Linked DNA regions of Homo sapiens: region 2 is linked to region 1. A link is an interaction called in ENCODE POLR2A ChIA-PET data of the cell type or tissue named here. Cell type or tissue: Panc1. All regions are shown on one strand.

Region 1 (8,000 bases):
CAGGGAGTCTGTCCCTTACAGACCCGTGACCCCGTGACAGATGAATAAAGTACAGACACACAGATATTCTGCTCTGCCAGTCCAGCTGAGGGTCCCAGCCGCTTATAGGCTCCCTGCTGAGTCCTGTAAACAGTTGCTACTTGGCCCTGATCAGCTAGTCAGACGCGCATTTATTCAGTATGATTAATTAACAAAAGCTTGAGTCAACACCATTAGAGTGTAACAGACATTGTGGACTTCCCGAGTAAAAAGCATTTAAGCACCCAGGGTCTTAAGATTATATGAGTAAACAAGCTAGCTAGGTAAACTACTCTGCCTTTCTTTTATTTCTATGTTTATTTGTTTAACTAAAGGTAAAGGGATCAGGCCGCCTTCAGCCAGAGCTAATTACCAAAGTTATGCCAACTTCTCGGCCTTCCAAGATTTGTGTCTATTTCTATAACTATCTCTAATATCTTTCCCACCAGAATGATTGAACCCCAACACACCTCCGTCTCTCAGCAGGGTCTGCCTGTTCAGAGAACACAACTTCTCCTTCTTGCCTTACACACAGGGGCAAGAATAGGTTCACCCTTGCAGAGAGCACATCCCTTTCTGTTACTGAAAATCACTTTCCAAAAAAAAAAAAAAAAAAAGCAACACATACACACATACTCACCACATACACAGGTGGGTCAGAGAAAAAAAACAAGTACAAATGGCTTAGGGACATGAGAAGTGTGGCCCTAACTTTCGCTGAAAGGGATCCTATTAACATTAACCCTCACCTCTGGGTCAGAGAGGGTTGGCACTCTACAGCCTGCCTTGAGGCTTTACCTACTGGGACCAAAAGGACTGCTGGAAAGCTATTTTAGGCCGGGTGCGGTGGCTCAAGCCTGTAATCCCAGCACTTTGGGAGGCAGAGGCGGGTGGATCACCTGAGGTCAGGAGTTCAAGACAAGCCTGGCCAACATGGTGAAGCCCTGTCTCTGCTAAAAATACAAAAAATTAGCTGGGCATGGTGGGCACCTGTAGTCCCAGCTACTCGGGAGGCTGAGGCAGGAGAGTCGCTTGAACCCGGGAGGTGGAGGTTGTAGTGAGCCGAGATCACGCCATTGTACTCCAGCCTGGGTAAGAGCAAAACTCCATCTCAAACATAAAATAAAATAAAAATAAATAAATAAAAATACTTTTTAAAGCCCTATTACCACAAAATAAATCCAGGAACGTGTGACTTGGTACAGCCTCTTTGGAAGGCACATTAGCTATTACATTAGAATCCACACCCCGCCGGGTGCGATGGCTCATGCCTGTAATCCTAGCAAATTGGGAGGCTGAGGCACATGCCCGTAATCCTGCACAGGCAGGAGAATTGCTTAAAACCAGGAAGCAGAGGTTGCAGTGAGCAACGAGCCTGGGCGACAGAGACAGACTCTGTCTCAAAACAAAAACAAAAACAAAAAACAAAAAACCACATAACCTTTTCCCATTTGCACAAAGCTGGGAAACCCCAAATGCCCTCCACAGGGGTCTACGGGGGGTCAGGGGGTGGGGGCGGTGAGCACACTTGTTCCTGCCGACACAGGGAAGTCTTCTTAGCAGCTAAAGAGGGCAGCCTCTGCGTACCGCCTGGGAACATGGCAAAACCATTTTAGGCTTAAAAAAAAGGTGGAGAACAAGTTGTACATTATGATCTTTTAAATAAATAGGCCAGCGATATATTTGTAACAGAAGCAGCTCTGGAAGCGTACACTGTCAGCCACAGAAACTCTGGGGCTGGGGGGTGGTAAAGGAGGAGAAATGTGTCACCCAGGCAGGAGCTTAGTGGCACCATCTTGGCTCCCGAGTTCAAGCAGTTCTCCTGCCTCAGCCTCCGAGTAGCTGGGACTACAGGTGTGCGCCGTCACGCCCAGCTGATTTTTGCTTTTTTTTTTGAGACAGAGTTTCGCCTTGTTGCCCAAGCTGGAGTGCAGTGGTGCGATCTCAGCTCACTGCAACCTCCACCTCCTGGGTTCTAGTGATTCTCCTGCCTCAGCCTCCCGAGTAGCTGGGATTACAGGTATCTGCCACCACACCTGGCTAATTTTTTGTATTTTTAGTAGAGATGGGGTTTCACCATGTTGGCCAGGCTGGTCTCGAACTCCTGACTTCAGGTGATCCGCCTGCCTCGGCCTCCCAAAGTGCTGGGATTACAGGCATGAGCCACAGTGCCTGGCTGGTTTGAATTTTTAAATGATGATGAATTCATGTATGACTGATGTGATTTTTATTAGAAAGAGAAAACTAGGCAGCGCCCCATCCTATGTCTCCTTCCTGGTGGCCAATGAAGCATTTCCCACAACTCACTCCTGGCACCAACAGGAAGTCAGACACTCAGCACCCAGGGGCTGCTTTTTTTTTTTTTTTTTTTTTCTTTGAGACAGGCTTGCTCTGTCACCCAGGCTGGAGTGCAGTGGCAGGATCTCAACTCACTGCAACCTCCACGTCCCGGAGCATGCCTCAGACTCATAAGTAGCTGGGATTACAGGCGTGAGCCACTATGCTCAGCTAATTTTTGTATTTTTAGTAGAGATGGGGTTTCACCATGTTGGTCAGGCTGGTCTCGGACTCCTGACCTCGGTAGATCTGCCCATCTTGGCCTCCCATAGTGCTGGGATTATAGGCGTGGGCCATCACACCCAGCCAACAGGGATCCATTTTTTAAAGGTAAGAGTGCAGGCTGCATAAGCTATTATCCATGTCGTTACATACCAGGCGGACATGTACCTAGGCGGGAGGGAGACTGAACCAGTGAAATTCTAATGACAAAAAAAAGAAATCAGAGTCATCCCTTACATTCACATGTCCAACGCCCAGCTGGAAGCCACAGGCTCTCCCCACTCCTGTCCTACTACGATTTTTCCCGGCTTTGACCTGCATGGTGGTGCGGCTGCTCCGCTCAGAGCCTCAGAGAAACCACACAGAGCCCTGCTGAGTCTTGCCCTCGGGGCATTCTCACATTTATGAAGAAATGCCTCCCCCTCCCCCTTCTCCCCAAAGTACGGTGTGGCAGAAAACAGCGCCAACAGGTCCTGCCAGTCAGAAGCCACTCCCCTGATTTCATGGCTCAAGACCCCAACTGTAAATTAGCCCTTCCCACCTTGAATATGTACACACACTACTGAGATCCAGGCCGATCCTTGCCATGGGATGAACCTGAGAATTGCCAAGACCCGCCTTCCCACGCCACCCAACCAAATCATGTGGTATCTGGTACAAGTGATTTTCCCCCTGAAATCCCACAAGAAAACTATTTTGAGGCCGGGCACGGCGGCTCACGCCTGTAATCCCAGCACTTTGGGAGGCCGAGCCGGGCGGATCACAAGGTCAGGAGATCGAGACCATCCTGGCTAACACGGTGAAACCCCATCTCTACTAAAAATATAAAAAAAATTAGCCGGGCGTAGTGGCGGGCGCCTGTAGCCCCAGCTACTCGGAAGGCTGAGGCAGGAGAATGGCGTGAACCCGGGAGGCGGGGCTTGCAGTGAGCCGAGATCGCGCCACTGCACTCCAGCCAGGGCGACAGAGCAAGACTCCATCTCAAAAAAAAAAAAAAAAGAAAAGAAAAGAAAACTATTTTGAAAAGCAGTTCTCTCTGGCCTGGTGAAGAACACACCAGCACCATGCCCACCAAAACAGGAGCCCCATGGCTGTTTCCCAGAGTAACCTGGGACCCGCACGTCCATTCACTGCAACACAGACTGAATCTGCAGCCAAGCTCCGCTCTCTCACTACTGGGCAACCCTCAGGGGGGATCCCTTAGCCTAAACCAGCACCAGTCACTACCCGCACACGATTTTATTACTACTGTTTTCTTATGAGTCAGCCCGTGTCACTGATTCCTGACGAGCTGGTGTGGAGAGCAGAAATGAATAATTTTCTTTTCAACTGCAATTTCCTTTTCAACAACCAGTCAGCAATCGGAGCTTTAACAATAAACCGGTTGCTCAGTTACTCCACGTGGGTGCCACGCAAGAGGCTGGGAGTATTGCTCAGCGGGGCCAACGGGAGGCTGGCACTTGCCTGAACCGCTTAAGTGGGGGAATGAAATGCCCACCGAAGGGCAGGGCAGGGACCCTGCTGTCCCGTCACTGAAGATATTCCCAGCCCGTGGGGAGAAGTGTAAACGAATGAATGAAAGAAACGCACGTGGTTTCTGGGACCAATGACCTTAGCCTAGAACTGCCGGGACGGTCCAGGAACGCAAAAATGTAGAGATGTGGGAGCCAGGGGCGTAGTGATGCAAGGATGCAGGGACCCAGGGACCACGACCTCCCAACCCCCGGCCCGCGCCCCGTACTCACGCACGCAGTGGCAGGCCATGAGCTTGGCTGCCTCCTCGGGCACCGGGCAGCTGGGGAAGAGCGGCTTGAGCAGGTAGGTGGCGAAGACCAGGGCCACGATGTACTGCGATGAAGGCCGGATGACGAGCAGCTCGATCCAGAGCTTGAGGAAGGCGGGCAGCGAGCCGTAGACGTCCAGCATGTAGGCGTAGTCGCCGCCCGATTTGGAGATGGTGGTGCCCAGCTCCGCGTAGCAGAGCGCGCCCACGATGGAGAAGACGCCGCACGCGGCCCACATCACCAGCGCCAGCCCCGGCGAGCCTGCCTCCTTAAGCACGCCCGTGGGCGTCACGAAGATGCCCGAGCCGATGATGGCGCCCACGATGATGGCCACGCCGTTGAGTAGCGTGATGTTCCGCTGCAGGGTCACGCCCTCGCCCTCGCCTGCCGGCGCCGCGCCGTCCGCGCGCTTGGAGGCCAGCATCTTCTCCCGCGCCTCTTCCTTCTCCTCGGCCACCGGGGCCGCTAGCGCCCGCCGCTTCGGGCCCGCACCCGCCATGCTCTGCTTACCGGCCGGGCCTGGGACACCCGAGAGCCGCAGCCGAGCGAGGATTGTGCGCGCCGCTCGCCGCCCGCAGCTGCGTCAAGAACCCCGCCCGCGCCGCCTTTTAGGCCCCGGCCCGCTGGCCCCGCCCACCGTCCGCGGCTCCTCCCCGCCCCGTGGCCCGGCCGCGGCTCTCAGCCCCGCCCCCTCGACCCAGCTCGGAGCACGTGCGTCCTCCGGCCTAGCCTGGCAGGCGATTCCCAGGCCCGCGTGGTCCTCGAAGGCCCCCGTCCTCCTGCGCCATGGAGACCCCGGCCTCGCGACCTACCCCCCCGGCGCCCGCGTCATCCCACCCCGTCCTCCCGGGTGCGCCTGGGCGGGGCCTGGCAGTCAGGGCGAGCCCCTTCACCCACTGGCCCGCAGCCTCTCGTCAAGCCTGGGAGCGGGCAGTGCACCAGGGCTGGCCTGAGGCCAAGGATGGGGTTTGGGGTACCCCCCGAAGGGAACCTAGGCTCCTGTCCCGGATGGGCCTAGGGGATGGAACCGCCCCCACAACCAGCTCCTGGGGCACGGGGGAGGGATGAGAGGATGACCTGAGGGGAAGCTCCTGCAGCCTCCTTCCAGCCTGGGGGCTGCATCAATGTGGCTGGTGAGCCGCGAACTGAGACGAGGGAAGAACCGAACCGAGGCCACCCAGTAATTCCCATTGTATCCCAAAAGAATCTTGCCAAAGATGGCGATCCGGTGCCCGTAGCTTTGAGAAGCAGTAATAACACAGGCTTTGGGAAGCCAGCAATCTGCCTGAGCTCAATTTAATCAACAGAACCGGGGGTTCACCGGGAGCCATAAGACCCCCACCCCCAAATCTAGCTGGGGAATTCAAAGGCAGGCTTCAGTGTGAAGGGGCTTTAAAGCTTGTTATTCCTGGGGAATGCGAGAGGCATCTTAGCTAAAAAGGGTTGAGAGGTAATTTCAGTTAGAGGCGAGAGCAGGATGCCAAGGCTCCTAGGCCTGGAAACGGGAAGGAATATAAATACTGCCCCGAGATTGACCAGACTGGTGAGCAGCCAAAGACCTCTTCAAAGGGTGTGTGTGGGTCAGGGAGGAAGCTCCTCGGTATCACCCCCACCCGGGGTTCCTTGGCGTGTGTCCTAACGAGTCCTTGGAAGCTCACAGCAGGCATGTGGGGAGGCCTTTGTTCTGGGTGAGCGTTCAGCCTCCCAGGGCAAACACGCAAACACCGGTTGCAGAGCTGGGTGTTCACAGCAAGACAGTCTGCTGGGCAGATGCCTCTGGAATCCACAGAATCCTGAACAATAGCCGTGGTGGAGGGGGGGTCAGAATCCCTGTCATGCTGGGACCTCTAGCTGCAGCCAGGAATGTCCAGGCCCCACCCCGGGGAGGAGGCGGCTGAGGAATGCCACGGCTTGTCATTCTGGACCTTGCTCGCCCCCCGGTATGGCGGGCATTCCTCTGCAGTGATAAAACCAAGCGAAATCTCAGCAGCCCAGGCAGCCACCGGCAGGGGAGTGCGGAGGTCACACAGATACTAACTTGTAATCTGCCGTCCACGCTGCTGGCTGTGGAAGGTGCAGAGAGCCCTCCATCCGCCCTATTCTTCCCGCTGTGCCTGCAGAGGGAAGGAGACAGTACCACCATGGCTGGGCAAACTCACCGAGTGCTCACTGAGTCCTCCCCTAGATAGCTTCTTGTGCAATAGGGTAGGTGCCAGTTAGGAGCAAGGTTAGAGATTGTAGGGCCAGATTTTTTGCTTAGGTTCAACTACGCAAAATAAAAATAGACTTTGCATGCATTTCAGGCACTGGGCTGACGACCGGCCACCAGGGAGGCTCCGCCCCACTTCTTAGCTTTGGCCCCAACGTTAGTCTTGTTGCTGCTCTCAGGCGTGCTCTGCGTGTGAAAGATGACTTGGAGGCTGGGCGCGGTGGCTCACGCCTGTAATGCCAGCCCTTTGGGAGACCAAGGTGGGAAAATCTCTTGAGCCCAGGAGTTCAAGACCAGCCTGGGCAACATAGGGAGACCCCGTCTCTACAAAAAATACAAAAACTAGCCCAGCGTGGTGGTGGTGCACCTGTAGTCCCAGCTGCTGGGGAGGCTGAGGTAGAAGGATCACCTGAGCTGGGGAAGGTTGAGGCTGCAGTGAGCTGAGATCACACCACTGCACTCCAGCCTGGGTGACAAAGCAAGACTCCATCTCAAAAACAAAACAAAACAAAAAATAACAAAAAAAAAGAGGGTGAAAGGCAGCCCCAGAGTGGGAGAAGAGATTTGTAAAATGGACAAAGGCCTTATAATTGGAATATATAAAGAACTCCTAAAAATCACTAAGAAAACCACAGACAGCCCAAGAGAAAAATGGGCAAATGGCTCAAGTAGGTGTCTGGTGAAAGAGGATATGCAGATGGCCAATGAATCTGCACAAAGTGCTCCACATCATTAATCATTAGGGAAGTGCAAATTAAATCCACAGGAGACACCTGGGCACACCCTCCAGAAAGCACACAATGACCTGCTGGCAAGGACAGGAACGACCACTTTGGAAAACTCTTTGGCAGCACAGCCAAACTGAGCCTTTCCACTCGAAAATGCCCTTTGCTCAGAACCCAGCAGCAGCTCCAAAGTCTCCACCCAGCCTATCGGGCCCCAGTACCCACCCTTGCCTCCCATGCCTCTCTCCTCACCCCTGCACTTGGCTGCCTCACCCTCGGGCTGCACCTTGAACACCAGAAGGGCGCTCCTGCCTCCAGCCTCTGCCTGGAATTCTCTGCCCTCGGGTAGCCATGTGGTTCACTCCTCCTTTGGTCTCTGCCCAAATGGCCCCTGTAGAAGAGACCTCCCCACCCAGCCATGTCCTCTCCCTGTGACTTACCACCCCAGACTTTCTGTGTTGATGCATCGTGGTCTACCTCCTTCCGTCAGAACGTGAGCTCCGAGGCAAAGGCTCTTCAGACCTGAAACAGTCTAGGCTCTGTCCCCAGAGTCTAGAATAGAGCCTGCCATGTAATTGGCACTCAATAAATGTTACATGAATTAATGGAAACCATCCTGGCACGAGTGGTAGCTCTCTTTCCACCAAAAGAATGAGCTTGCCAAGAGAGAGAGACAACATCACGAAAGAGAGACAGAAAAGCCAC
Region 2 (8,000 bases), 130 kb after region 1:
GAAAGGAGCCTAGGAGAAAGAAGAGTATTAGGCTTGGTGGGGGTGGTCATGCATCCTAAAATAATTTTGAGGTCTTCACAGGGGGATATTGAAGTGGCTGTTAGAGAGATAGGGTTTGAAGTCAGGAGAGAGACATAGGTTAAGACATAGGTTTGGGTTCATGTTACAGAGACCCAGGACGACAGTGATTTATACAAAAGAAAGTGTTAGTTCTCTGTCGTGTAATTACACTGAGGCAGGCAGTTCAGGTGTCCTGTGCTGGCTGCAGGGATTCAAGCTCCTTCCATCTCCTGGCTCAGCCAACCCTGGCATGCTGCCGTTGTCCATGATATCTCACCATCATGTCTGGATTCTAAATAGCAGGAGAGAGAAAGAGGAGTGGGGAAGAGGAGCCAGAACCAGTTGCATGGATGCCCTTAGCCACAAGGGGGTCTGGGAAATGCAGCTTTTCCTCTGGGTGGCCACAAGCCCAGTTAAAAATAATGGTGCTGGCAACGTGCATGGCACACGGCTGGAATCCCAGCACTTTGGGAGGCTGAGGCAGGTGGATCACTTGAGCCCAGGAGCTCAACACCAGCCTGGCCAACATAGTGGGACCCCATCTCTACAAGAAATACAAAAAATAGCCAGGTGTCATGGCACATGTCTGTAGTCCCAGCTACTTGGAAGGCTGACACAGGAGGATTACCTGAAAGTGAGGAGGTCAAGGCTGCAGTGAGCTGTGATTGCACCACTGCACTCGTCTTGGCAACAGAGCAAGACTCTGTTTCAAAAAAGAAAGAAAAAAAGAAGAGGTTGTATTAGTCCATTCTCATGCTATTAATAAAGACATACCCGAGACTGGGTAATTTATAAAGGAAAGAGGTTTAATTGACTCACAATTAAGTATGGCTGGGGAGGCATCAGGAAACTTATACAGTCATGGCAGAAGGGGAAGCAAAAACATCCTTCTTCATGTGGCGGCAGCAAGGAAAAGTGCTGAGCCAAAGGAGCAAAAGTCCCTTATAAAGCCATCAGATCTTGTGACAACTTTATCACCAGAACAGCATGGAGGTAACCACCCTCATGATTCAATTGCCTCCTACGACACGTGGGGATACAGCCAAACCATATCAGAGGTAGTGCTATTCCTTTAAAATAATGCGAGAATAGATCTAGGAGGACCACATCTGCCACCGCTGGAGATGGAGACATGGGGAACATCAGGGTATGAGATAGTAATTGGGGCCAGGCGCAGTTGGCTCACGCCTGTATCCCAGCACTTTGGGAGGCTGAGGCGGGTGGATCACTTGAACTCAGGAGTTCAAGACCAGCCTGACCAACATGGTGCAACCCCATCTCTAGTAAAAAAAAATACAAAATTAGGCTGGGCGCGGTGGCTCATGCCTGGAATCCCAGCACTTAGGGAGGATGAGGTGGACGGATCACCTGAGGTCCGGAGTTGAAGACCAGTCTGGCCAACATGGTGAAACCCCGTCTGTACTAAAAATATAAAAATTAGCCGGGCATGGTGGTGGATGCCTGTAATCTCAGCTACTTGGGAGGCAGAGGCAGGAGAATCGCTCAAACCTGGGAGGCGGAGATTGCAGTGAGCTGAGATCATGCCATTGCACTCCAGCTTGGGCGACAAAAGCGAGACTCCGTCTCAAAAAAAAAAAATAAAATAGCTGGACATGGTAGTGTGCGCTTGTAATCCCAGAGACTTGGGAGGCTGAGGCAGGAGAATTGCTTGAGCCCAGGAGGCGGAGGTTGCAGTGAACTGAGATCATGCCATTGTACTCCAGCTTGGGCAACAAGAGTGAAACTCCGTCTCAAAAAAAAAGAGATAGCAATTGGAGCCTTGGGCCTAGGTGAAATTTCCCAGAAGGAGTGCAGAGGGAGGGGAAAAGCAGCCCAGGACTGACCTTTGAGAAGGCATGCCGCCAGCAAAGAGAGTCAGAGAGCACGGCTGGGTAGCGGGGAGGGAAAGCAGGTGTGTGTAAAGCCACAGAGCCATGGGGAGAGAACATTTCCAGAAGTGTCCAGTGCTGTCTGCAGGAGGCTTGAAAGTGTCCTTTGATTAAAACAGCAGGTCATGATTTTGATGGCAGTCGTTTCTGTAGAGTGCTGGAAGCCCATGGAAGCCTGCAACCAGTTGCAGAGGGAGGGGAAGATGAGAAAGTGTAGACTGCTAGGACAGACGGCTCTTCCCAGACGTTTGGCTGTGAAGGAGGTGAGAAGTCGTGCTGTGTGTGAGGGGTAGAGAATGAGTTGTTGGAGCTGGACATGACTCACCCCTGTAATCCCTGCACTTTGGGAGGCTGAGGAGGGAGGATCACTTAAGGCTAGGAGTTTGAGACCAGCCTGGGCAACATGGTGAGACCCTATGCCTACAAAAGTCAAAATACTAGTTAGATCTGGTGGCATGTGCCTGTAACCCCAGGTACTTGGGAGGCCAAGGCAGAAAGATGGCTTGAGCCCAGGAGATTGAGGCTGCAGTGAGCCGTGACTGCACCACTGCACTCCAGCCTGGGTGACAGAGTGAGACCCTATCTCAGAAAAAAGAAAAAAAAAAAAAAAGAGTTGTTGGTTGGCTGGTTGTTTTAAGGTGGGAGAGATGTCAACTTATTTATATGGGGAAATAGCCTTTTGGGTGATAGTGTGAATGGAATAACCTGACAAGCATGTCCTCACCACTATGCATCTAGAAGCGCTGCATAAAACCAAACAAACATCCTTTAAAACATGCAGCTTAGTTGCAAAAAAGAAAGGGAAATCCCCAGGAGGCACGAAGAGGAAACTGAACACTAGAGCTGTGCAACTTGCTGGGTGGCTGTGATCTTGGCATTGAAGGGCCTAGGGCTTTACACCTACCTAGAGATTGGAGATAAGGCCTTGTCTGGGGAACTGAAAACATAAACACTAATAGAAAGCTTGTACCCTTAAGGGGTGACATCCTTGGTGAAAGAGTAAACTAGGAAAAAAATCTGCCTCCAGTTCAGGGAGCATAAAAGGACCTTGTCTGTTTCACTCTGAGATTTGGTGACAATAAATGGTCTCTTTTGAGAATTCATAACCAAAGGCTTGGCCTCACTTGGACTTGGGGTTCAAGTTTACATCATCTGCATGGTCTGGGAAGCCCAAATGTCAACAAATAATATAGTCCAGGCCAGGTGTGGTAGCTCGTGCCTATAATCCCAGCACTTTGGGAGGCTGAGGTGGGAGGATCACCTGAGGTTAGGATTTCAAGACCAGCCTGGCCAACATGGTGAAACTACGTATCTACTAAAAATACAAAAATTAGCCGGGCATGTTGGCAGGAGCCTGTAATCCTAGATACTCGGGAGGCTGAGGCAGGAGACCTCGGGAGGTGGAGGTTGCTTGACCCTGGGAGGTGGAGGTTGCAGTGAGCTGAGATCGCACCACTGCACTCCAGCCTGTGCAACAGAGCAAGACTCTGTCTCAAAATAATAATAATAATAAATAATAATAATAATAATAATAACAATGTAGTCCAGGGTTGGTAACACCCATGAAGAGCTCTTGGCAGAAGCAGATGTGAAACCTCTTTGAACCTTGGTGGGCATGTGCATTCCCACTGATAACACCCTGCTGAAGCTGAATTCACAGCTCAAAATTACAAAACATAAGAGGAAACAATCTTCATGAATGACAGTAAGCAGACACAGCATATAGCAGGATTAGCTCCAACTCCAGAACTCCAGAGAATAGCATTATTTGGCAAAGAACCATACAGCAAGTGTGGTTTAAATTTCTAAAGATATAAAAGAAGACATCAATATGAGAAAGAAATAAGATGGTGTTAAAAATGAGTGGGATTCCGGTCAATGAATGCGTCTAAAAAAAAAAGTGAGCAGGAGAGGTTTAAAGTAAAAAGAAGAAACAGTAAAATGAATGTGTCTGTTAATCTATGAACTTATTCATTCCCCATTCATTAGGCTCCTATAGTGTTTTAGACCATGTTCTGGGTCTGGAAATATAAAGATGACTCTGCAGATAGCAAGTTAGACTCTGCCTCAGGAAGATCGCATGCAGAAATCCATGTATCAATGCATCCATTTATCTATACATCCACTCATCCACACATCCATTCTCTTCACCTATCCATTCTCCCATCCATCCATCCATCCATCCATCTATTCATCCATCCATCTGTCCGTCTGTCCATCTATCCATCCATCCATTTATTCATCCATCCATCCATCCATTCATCCATCCATCTAGTCTTCCATCCATTCATTTATTTATCCATCCATCCATCCATCCATCCATCCAACCGTCTTTCATTTTACTCACTGTGGGGGAAAGAAAGAGAGATCTGACTGTTACTGTGTCTCTGTAGAAAGAAGAAGACATAAGAAACTCCATTTTGTTCTGTACTAAGAAAAATTCTGCCTTGAGATGCTGTTAATCTGTAACCCTAGTCCCAACCCTGTGCTCGCAGAAACATGTGCTGTGTTGACTCAAGGTTTAATGGATTTAGGGCTGTGCAGGATGCACCTTGTTAAAAATGTGTTTGCAGGCAATATGCCTGGTAAAAGTCATTGCCATTCTCCATTATCGAGTATCTAGGGACAGAATGCACTGCGGAAGGCTGCAGGGACCTCTGCCCAAGAAAGCCTGGGTATTGTCCAAGGTTTCTCCCCACTGAGACAGCCTGAGATATGGCCTTGTGGGAAGGGGAAGACCTGACTGTCCCCCAGCCCAACACCGTAAAGGGTCTGTGCTGAGGAGGATTAGTGAAAGAGGAAGGCCTCTTTGCCGTTGAGATAAGAGGAAGGCATCTGTGTCCTGCTCGTCCCTGGGAACGGAATGTCTCGGTGTAAGGCCCGATCATACATTCTATTTACTGAGATAGGAGAAAACTACCTTATGGCTGGAGGTGAGACATGCTGGCGGCAATACTGCTCTTTACTGCTCTGAGATGTTTGTGTAAAGTCAAACATAAATCTGACCTACGTGCACATCGAGGCACAGCACGTTTCCTTAAACTTATTTATGACACAGAGACCTTTGCTCACGTTTTCCTGCTGACCCTCTCCCTACCATTACCCTATAGTCCTGCCATATCCGCCTCACTGAGATAGTAGAGATAGTGATCAATAAATACTAAGGGAACTCAGAGACCAGTGCCCGCACAGGTCCTCCGTATGCTGAGCGCTGGTCCCCTAGGCCCACTGTTCTCTCTCTATACTTTGTCTCTGCATCTTATTTCTTTTCTCAGTCTCTTGCCCCACCTGACAAGAAATACCCACAGGTGTGGAGGGGCTGGCCCCCTTCACTCATTCTCAAATGTCACAGCTAGAAAAGTCCCAATAGAACATCTTGTTCAACTTTCAGCTGTCTTTTTGTACATGAAAAAAGCACATGAGGCCCCATAATACAAAACTCTGTTTTCTGAAGTCTCTAAGTGAATAAGGTGATGGAGGCAGATCATGAACTGGGGCCTTGTCCCTGCATTTCTTCCACACTGCAGTGCCTTTCCTGAACCCATGGCATGGAAGCATCTGACCTCTGAACACCTGCCTGTATCTTCTGTTTCTCTCAGGTCTGTTCACTCCTCGTGGGCAGAGTCCCCACAACCCAGTGCTGTCAACTGATGGTGATGATAAGGAATGTCATTACCCAGCTCATGAGTGATAGAGATGGGACAGGGCCCTGGTCTCTCCCTGGTGTCAGTTTTGTGTCCATATCTTAGCTCACCCCTACCTTTGTTCCCTACTCTGCCGCTAGAGAGACTGTGAGCTCCTTGAGGGCAGGGCCCAGGTCTTATTCCTCCCCTCCCAGTGCCCAGCTCAGAAACAGTGCTTAGGATGCTGGCCAGTGACTACACCTGGGAGAAGAGACTGGACTAGGCTCTCGGTCCCTCTGCCTGGGGTTTCTGGCTGCTCTGTCAACTTCCAACATCCCAAAAATCAGAGGGGAGGTCAAGGGATTGGATGAGAGGCTCCAAGTGCTCCTTAGCCCACTGTGCAGGGAGAAGTGAGTGTTTCCTGGCTGTGGGTGAACTTCGTGGACAGCATTAAACAACACAGCATCCCGCCCCCTGTGCGGGGCTGTCTGTCTGCCTTGGCACTTCCAGAAGGTCTCATTGTGGTGCTAGAGTATCTAACACTTTCTGACTTGCAGATCAACATTCCCTTTTCTTGTTAACAAAGAGCAGTGCCGGGCGCGGTGGCTCACACCTGTAATCCCAGCACTTTGGGAGGCTGAAGCGGGCAGATCATGAGGTCAGGAGTTCGAGACCAGCCTGGCCAGCATGGTAAAACCCTGTCTCTACTAAAAATACAAAAATTAGCCAGGCATGGTGGCAGGCGCCTGTAATCCCAGCTACTTGGGAAGCTGAGGCAGGAGAATCGCTTAAACCCAGAGGCGGAGGTTGCAGTGAGCGGAGATCGCGCCATCACACTGCAGCCTGGGCAACAGAGCGAGACTCCGTCTCAAAAACAACAACAAAAACAAAGAGCAGAGTTTTAGGTCAATGCTTCCAGCAGGGAACAGAATTTAGATCTTAACAATTTTGTTTACATTGTATTTATTTTCATGTTTTACCTTCTATTGATGGCAAATGAGACTGGTTTTCCATTTACAGAAGTGATACAAAAGATTCCTGTTGCAATAATTTCATTAAGTGAATAATGAGCCAATTTAAAGAAAAATATAAAGCAAATAATTGTACAGATGGTAAACTAATATGGCAAAATCACTAATATTCAAGGCTGAAGTTTGGCCGGGCATGGTGGCTCATGGCTGTAATCCCAACACTCTGAGAGATGGGGATGAGTGGCTCTCTCGAGCCCAGGAATTAAAGACCAGCCTGGGCAACATAGCAAGACCCTGTCTCTAAAAAAAAAAAATAGCCAGGTGTGGTGGTACATGCCTGTAGTTCCACCTACTAGGGAGACTGAGGTGGGAGGATCACTTAAGCCCAGGAGTTCAAGGCCGCAGTGAGCTGAGATTGTGCCACTGTAGTCCAGCCTGGGCAACAGAGTGAGACCCTGTTTCAAAAACAAAAAAAAGTGGCCGGGTGCAGTGCTCATACCTGTAATCCCAGCATTTTGGGAGGCTAAGGCTGCTGGATCACTTGAGCCCAGGAGTTGGAAACCTGCCCAGGCAGTATGGTGAGACCGTGTCTCTACAAAAAAAATACAAAAATTAGCTGGGCGTGGTGGTATGCACCTGCAGTCCCAGCTATTCTAGAGGTTGAGGTGGGAGGATCGCTTGAGCCTAGGAGTTCGAGGCTGTAGTGAGTTGAGATTGTGCCACTGCACTCCAGTCTGGGTGACAGAGTTGAGATTCTGTCTCAAAAAAAAAAAAAAAAAAAAAAAAAAGACAAAGTTTGGAAAATTAAACCCCCAGGGAAATGGAAACTACATCTGCTGCTCACCCACCTGCCTGCCTCTCCTAAAGGGAAGATTGGGTACTTGGGGTCCCATTTCTGTAGGGTGGAGCATTATAAGTAAGCCTAGCTTGTGGCAAATCTGTCTCTCTGGACACTCCAGCAAGCTGGAAGGGACGATGATCAGAGGTCACAGTTTGGGAGTTGCCCTGCTCTAGGACAACGCTCCTCTCCACATTGGATGAAACTCAGTTTCCCCTGGCCATGGCCTTCCTCACCATGGAGTGGTGAGGGTCCGAGGCTGAGACGTGTGCAGATGGAGGAGAATGGGCAGAGGAGCCTGTGGGTTTTCTCTGACTCTAGGTCCCCACTCCAGCAAGACAGCGCCGCTGCAGCTTGGCCCAGCAAGTTCCTCCTTGCAGTTTGGGGGTCAAAGCCACAGTTCATATGAAACAAAATGTTCCTCTGCCTGGTCTGGTCCTCTCTTTGTGTATTTTCCTAGAGGACCTCACAGTGGGTGAGTGGCCAAGGAGAACAGGATTTGTGGCTCTGGGAAACTGGATTCCTGTCATCTCCTGCCAGCTGTCATCGCCACACCGAGGCTGTTCAGCACCGCAGGACCCGTTCTCTTTGGTATTGGTGGCTTCGGTAAACACTGAAA

Evidence for each region. ChIA-PET counts read pairs that join two places held together with the same protein. Peaks named below come from ENCODE experiments on the same cell type or tissue, not always from the same donor. Only the 100,000 strongest peaks of a DNase experiment are listed, where the experiment ranks them.
Region 2: POLR2A ChIA-PET joins it to region 1 with 12 read pairs; 4 of 35 experiments call an interaction of 5 or more read pairs at or near these places.

What each region holds. Positions count from the first base shown.
Region 1 is chr16:29,608,781-29,616,780 of GRCh38, forward strand. It overlaps the pseudogene SMG1P2 and the pseudogene SLC7A5P1. Among named protein-coding and RNA genes, the nearest start is that of MIR3680-2, 14 kb to the left of the region's middle. RefSeq lists silencers at 4,756-4,835, 4,876-5,165 and enhancers at 5,305-5,990, 5,991-6,675. In Panc1, no CTCF peak of the experiment used is centred here; DNase peaks (open chromatin) are centred at 2,683 and 4,961; H3K4me3 peaks cover 2,768 bases; H3K27ac peaks cover 1,191 bases.
Region 2 is chr16:29,735,945-29,743,944 of GRCh38, forward strand. C16orf54 (chromosome 16 open reading frame 54) reads right to left here. Exons shown (of 2, transcript NM_175900.4): 2 at 6,519-8,000. Among named protein-coding and RNA genes, the nearest start is that of C16orf54, 6.0 kb to the right of the region's middle. RefSeq lists enhancers at 2,478-2,577, 2,868-2,917. In Panc1, no CTCF peak of the experiment used is centred here; no DNase peak of the experiment used is centred here.